2 separate regions of the Homo sapiens genome follow, and region 1 is linked to region 2. The links are chromatin loops, found by intact Hi-C in ENCODE. Cell type or tissue: heart left ventricle. All regions are shown on one strand. Each heading gives the region's core, and the rest is flanking DNA. Links, peaks and the distances in the headings are about the cores only.

Evidence for each region. A loop is a pair of places that touch in the nucleus more often than their neighbours do. Peaks named below come from ENCODE experiments on the same cell type or tissue, not always from the same donor. Only the 100,000 strongest peaks of a DNase experiment are listed, where the experiment ranks them.
Region 1: it touches region 2 in a loop (2.1-fold over the local background); 27 of 110 quality-filtered maps call a loop at or near these places.

What each region holds. Positions count from the first base shown.
Region 1 is chr5:159,903,764-159,906,681 of GRCh38, forward strand. It overlaps a transcript of ADRA1B not described here. Among named protein-coding and RNA genes, the nearest start is that of ADRA1B, 11 kb to the right of the region's middle. In heart left ventricle, for the core only: no CTCF peak of the experiment used is centred there; no DNase peak of the experiment used is centred there.
Region 2 is chr5:159,786,343-159,789,260 of GRCh38, forward strand. The region is part of intron 2 of LINC01847 (long intergenic non-protein coding RNA 1847); the gene reads right to left. Among named protein-coding and RNA genes, the nearest start is that of LINC01847, 84 kb to the right of the region's middle. In heart left ventricle, for the core only: no CTCF peak of the experiment used is centred there; DNase peaks (open chromatin) are centred at 1,199 and 2,579; H3K27ac peaks cover 1,576 bases.

The sequences.
Region 1 (2,918 bases), core at 199-2,698, 120 kb after region 2:
TCAAATCCCATGTCTTAAGAGCACCTGGGTACTCCTTGGCTCTGATTGGGTCAGGAGTCCTCCCCTAGAGCTGGAGGGGAGGGTCCGCCTGGGCCCGACAGGTGGAAGACTCAGGGCACAGCTTCCGTTACAAAGGGAGGCTAAAAGTAGGCTGGGGTCCAAACAAAAGTCACCTGACCTGTACACACACACACCTGTATGTGTGTGTGCACGTGCATGTATGCGTGTGTGTGTGTAAATACTAGAAAGCATTTGCCGAAATGTTAACAACGATGTTCTCTTGATAGTGAAATGAGACTGATTTTCTTTTCATTTTGTATGTCTTTCCATAGTTTTGCAATGAGCACAATTTACCTTAATAATTTTTAAAAAGCTGCTTGCATTTGTTTAGTATTTGAACAATGAAAATAGCATACAGTTATTTTTAAGACTATGGGTCTGGACATTAGAGACCTCAGTTCTGGTTCTGGCTCTGAGTGACCATGGTCAAGTAACTTGCCTGGCCTCAGTTTCCCCACCTGGGAAATGAGGAAAGGGCTACACAACTTCTACAGTCCCTTCCAGCTCTGATTCTAAATGCCTCTCTCCTATGAAGGCACAGCACATGAAAAAGTGTGGATAAGCTAGGTTCTAGGAGACCTGCTTTAATTCAAGGAAAGTAGTTGTTCCCAAAAAGAAATTAATCCTGAATGCAAATGGGTACATTTGTGGAACTGAAAAAGTTTCCTCACAAATCGTGTGTGCTTCCCAGAACCTTAATGGAAGGCACCTCCTCAATGGAGACCAGGTGGCCTACTCCAGCCCAGAAAAATCTCTCCCTCCCTTAGACGGAAGAAGGATTAGCATTACTGAGTGAGCCTACTATGTGTCAGGCCCACTCCAAAGTGCATTATACACATTGTCTAATTTAAATTCATAGCACTTGTGATCATCAGTTGTTTGGCAAGTAACAAGATACTGAAGTCTCCTGAAGTGTTGTTTAACTGCCACACCATTATTGAATGTGAGTCCATGACTCTCTTCCCATAAAGAGCCTTGGGAGAAAGAAATACTTTTAATTCATCCTTGTATGAACTTCAGACCCTAACACAGTGCTCAATAAATATCTGCTAATCACTAGAATCTTCCTCCTATCATCAGTGTTTGATGGGCTCCATAGAGTCAAGAATTTGACCAGCTCATTGGAGCACACAGCTTTAGTTAAGAAAGTGATGATCTTAGTTAAAACTGAAAGGAGAGGAAGAGGAGCCAACAGATCAAGTCACTATCCAGCGTTAGCAGGAACCTATCTCTTTGAAGAGTTCATAACATGCACCAGGCCTGTAGGAAATAGGACATTGGTAGAATTTGAGAACAAAAGGTTAGAAAAGGTCAGATTTGGGGGTTGCTGGAAGCAACAGGAGACCATTGGGATCTTGGGGAGGGGTTATAGTTGAAAGGAAGAGAGGGTTGCAGAGAGGAGAATAGGTTTCTAACACAAAATTCACTACAGAAATAGAAAAATTGTGATAGACACATAGACAATCCAACAAAGCAAGCCTCCTCCTACACAATTTTGCATGCTGGAAGCTGAGGTTGCAGGAATGCAATGGGCATTTGGAATCAAAAAGGCTGGGCCAGAAACAAGAATGATAACTTTAAAATGTCTAAAAAGAGAATGCCATTGAAAGACAAAAGTTTCACAAATACTGCTTTATTTTGACTTTCAGTTAAGGCTGAGATCAAACTGTCCTTTTCATTCATTCATTCACTCACTCATCTAATAAATATTTACTGAGCACTTACTAACCATTAGACAATGCACTAGTCCCTTGGAGGAACAAAAAGAAACACTGCCCTGCTCTCATTGAGCCTGAAGCCTAGGGAGAGAGACAGAGTGTGATCAAAGAGTCATATGCAGAAGTATGTAACCACAAACCATAGCAAATGCTATAAAAGAGAGAGAGGTGATTTTCTGGGTGTGGAAAACAAAGGAACCTTGCCTAGACTGAGTGGGGAGGGGCAGGACAGTCTTCCCTGAGGAAATGACCCTGAGCTGAGGTGTGATGAATGGAGACACTAGGCAAGAATAAACTACAGCAAGTGAAAGTCAATGCCATTTTTTTTTTTTTGAGTCAGAGTCTTGCTCTGTCACCCAGACTGGAGTGCAGAGGTGCAATCTTGGCTCACTGCAACTTCCGCCTCCCAGGTTCAAGCAGTTCTCCTGTCAGCCTCCCAAATAGCTGGGATTACAGGCACACAGCACCACACCAGGCTAATTTTTGTATTTTTAGTAGAGATAGGGTTTCGCCACATTGGCTAGGCTGGTCTTGAACTCCTGACCTCAGGTGATCTGCCAGCCTCAGCCTTACAAAGTGCTGGGATTACAGGGGTAAGCCACCGCACCAACCACAATGCCATTTTTAATGAGCCCAGTGGAGGCAAGACTGGCCAGACTGGCAATCAGAAAACCTGGGTTTAAGACCTGCATCCTATAAGAATCCTCTCTATGAGACATTCAACCAAGTTAAGAACCCTCTCTATAGACATTCAACCAAGTTATGCATATAAGAACCCTCTCTATGAGACATTCAACCAAGTTATGTGTATAAGAACCCTCTATATGAAACATTCAACCATTTTACAGATGACCTCCATTGGATCATCTGTAAAAGTGGGGATGTTGGACCAAAATAATGTTTCTCAAAATGTAGTCTTCTGCAATCAAATCATTGGGTTACTTACAAAAATATAAATTCCTGAACCCCATTTCAAACCTGCTGAATTAGGATATCTAAGGCTGAAGCCCAGGAATCTGCATCTTAAGGCTTGCTCTAGATGACTTTTATTCCCTGTAAAGTTTGAGCATAGCTGGCTATGCAGACAAACCTTTGCCTACTCAACACTCTACATTCCTTCCTTTCTAAATTCCAGGCTCT
Region 2 (2,918 bases), core at 122-2,621:
CCCTCTTCTCATTGTTTTCATTGTTCCTGCCTCAAAATCTTCTTATCCCAGATCTCTTTTCCTCCAGGTCCTGCTCTCTGCTTTCCTAGCCTGTCTGATAAACCAAGCCTTTTGTTGACATAGCTTCAAAAGGCCAGGGGCCCCAATTCAAATCCTTGTTCTTCCATTTACTACCAGGAAGCCTTAGCCAATTATCTTCCTCTCACCTGACTTCTGCTTCCCACCTGTAAAATGGGAATGGTGACAGCTGCCCTATTGACCAGGTGCCACAGTGTTATTCTAGGGTTCATTTGCAGTTGTAGATGTGGGAGGGCTTAGGAAAACTTTAAAGCGCCATATAAATGATTATCAAGGATCTCAAGAATGTAATGTCTTCATCTCTTTTGCCCAGATAACACTCTACATGTGAATAGGTTGGACCTCAATGCGTTTCAAAGGTAGAATTCTAGAAATATGACAGGGTCAGTGTGAAACACGTTTTTGACAAACCCCAATCTGTCCCAGTAACTGATTAAAGATGCAGTTGGGCTTTGGACTAAAATCCCTATAGACATAGTATTTGATCTAGCCCATTCAGGCTCTGCCCCAAATTTACTGTTAAGAAAAAAAAAAACTATCAAAATAGGAGGTTTCTTTGGAACTTTCTCCCTCTTACGAAAACAGTCCCCAGGCTGGGCACTGTCGGTGCCTCTAAAACAGTCAATATTGTGGCTCAGCCCTGCCCTCCTGTTGAGTAAGGATTGCATCTACCGGATGTCCCTTGCCAGTCTCCTTGATTGCTGGTCTGGTCGGATTCACCTGTGCGGTACCCTGCACTGGCCCAGAATCTTCCAAGAGGAAGCCTTTGTCCTCAGGGCCGACAAGCAGGACAAGGGCTCGCAAGCCAAAAAAAACATTTCCATGGGCCCCCAAGAAATAACATCCAAGTCCAGTTGTGGCTCCAGACTGAATCGAGCAATCAAATCCACATTTGCCCCTGCCCAAAACCTCAGAAATGTTAACATCTTACACGTGTCAAAAGGGTTATTTATGAAACTATTTGCTTGTCAACCCCAGGAGGACATTCTGTACTTTTTCCCTGGAATACTGTATATTTACGAGCCATGGCTCAAAAACTAACTTTGGCAGGAATATTTATCCAAGAAACATTCTATCAACCCCTTGCAAAGCACAGCCTGCGCTCAGTCACTAGCGCGTGGCAGCTGGGCCGGGTCCTGGTACAGAGCTGGTCTATGGCTCACTGTCTCAGGGAATGAATTCCAGATGTGTGCTTCTTCAGGGGTAGGATTGCAATTTCAGATAAGAAGCTTGCTTTTTTTTTTCCTTACTTTTTCATTTTTTTTTTAACTTCCCTTCCCAATCTAGAAGCGTGCTCAAATAATTAGCCTTGATTGTGTGGAGCATGCAGCCTATTTGTCGTCTCCTGCATTAGATATTTGATGTGTTATCACCCTCCTCTCTGACCGCGTAAAGTCCCTCAGTTTGCAGAGCTAAGCTTCTGATGTCCCTGTTTTAGGATCCAGTTGTCTATTGCTAGCATGTGACACATAGAGAATCACTTAGTGGGAGAGCAGAAGGCCTAGTGCCATGTGAATAGGCTCTAGTCTGAGACAGTAAAATACCTGCCAGGAACTGTTGCCATCAGACTTCCCTAGGAACTGGTGTACCTCCAACGTGGCCCTGCCATCAGCTTCATCAGCCAATAGAGTCTTCTGCTGACAGGGGCCCCAAGCCCAGCCATCATCACAGCAGTTTCCTTGCTTTCCCATGAGTTTGGCCAATCAACTTACAATCCATTTTTCTGCTCTCTTCGGGGTTGAAGGGCCCAAGGCAGGAGCAGTCTCTGAGTGTGTGTATGCTGTCCAGTGACAGGTAAAAGGAGACAAGGACATGTATATGGGGACCTAGAGAGACAGAAAGATCAGAGTAGCAGAGAGATCTTGACACTTAGAGACATGACTGTGGGATTGATTCTTATGCAACCTCTGTAACATTTTTCTACAGCTGAGATGCCTATTTATTCTTAAGTCTCCTGAACCTTGATTAAAGACCTATTCCTAAATGTCTTGGTCCACAGCATTTTTAGAGATAAAATAAAATCCCTTTAGCTAATTTTTCTTTACCATGCCATATGGTAGTATACTAAAATATTATTATCATTGTTGCTGTTTATTAAATATTTGGCATTTGGTATACTCTATCTGTGGTTCTTAAAAACTGCAAAGATTTTATCATCCCTAATTTACAGGTTTAAAAATGCCAAGGCAGGGAGAGGTTATGCAGTTTTCCAACAGTCACAAAGATGATTGTAAGGGAGCTGGTATTTGAACCCAGAATTTACTGGTTCTTTCACGTGACAGAAGAGAAAAGAACTAAGAAGTTGAAGGAAGGAAAGGGGGTGAAAGTTGAAGTATAAAATAGAACCATCAACTCTTGAGAGTTTGATATTGTCTTCCCTGAGCTGCCCTTCCAGCCTCAGTCGACCTTCCCGAGTGAGGCACGCCATCTGAAGGTCATGTCCCTGTAAGGAGGCTCCAGTGTGCACATCCAAGAGGGCTGAGGGCGGGAGGTCTCTGTGGGGGAGGCTTCCATGTCCTCCTTAGGCTTTTTGGCAGTGGAGACACCAGCAGATCCAGCAGGGGGTTATTTGGGGCCAAGTCAAGAATCTAAAATTCCTGAAAGCTTCTGGGGCTGGTCACTGGGACTCAAACTCCCCTGAAGACCTCTCCTAACCAAGATCAGGGCACAGAACCAAGTTGTCTCTGTACTCATTCCCCTCCCGCCCAAAGCAGACACCTTCTTGGCAGGGAGCACTGCCTCCTGAAAAAGAAAGGTCCATGGAGCCTCGGGCCACCGTTCAGGGTCAGGAGGCTATGGGAGGTCTCCCCAGGGGTGTAAGGGCAGCCCAGGCTATAAAC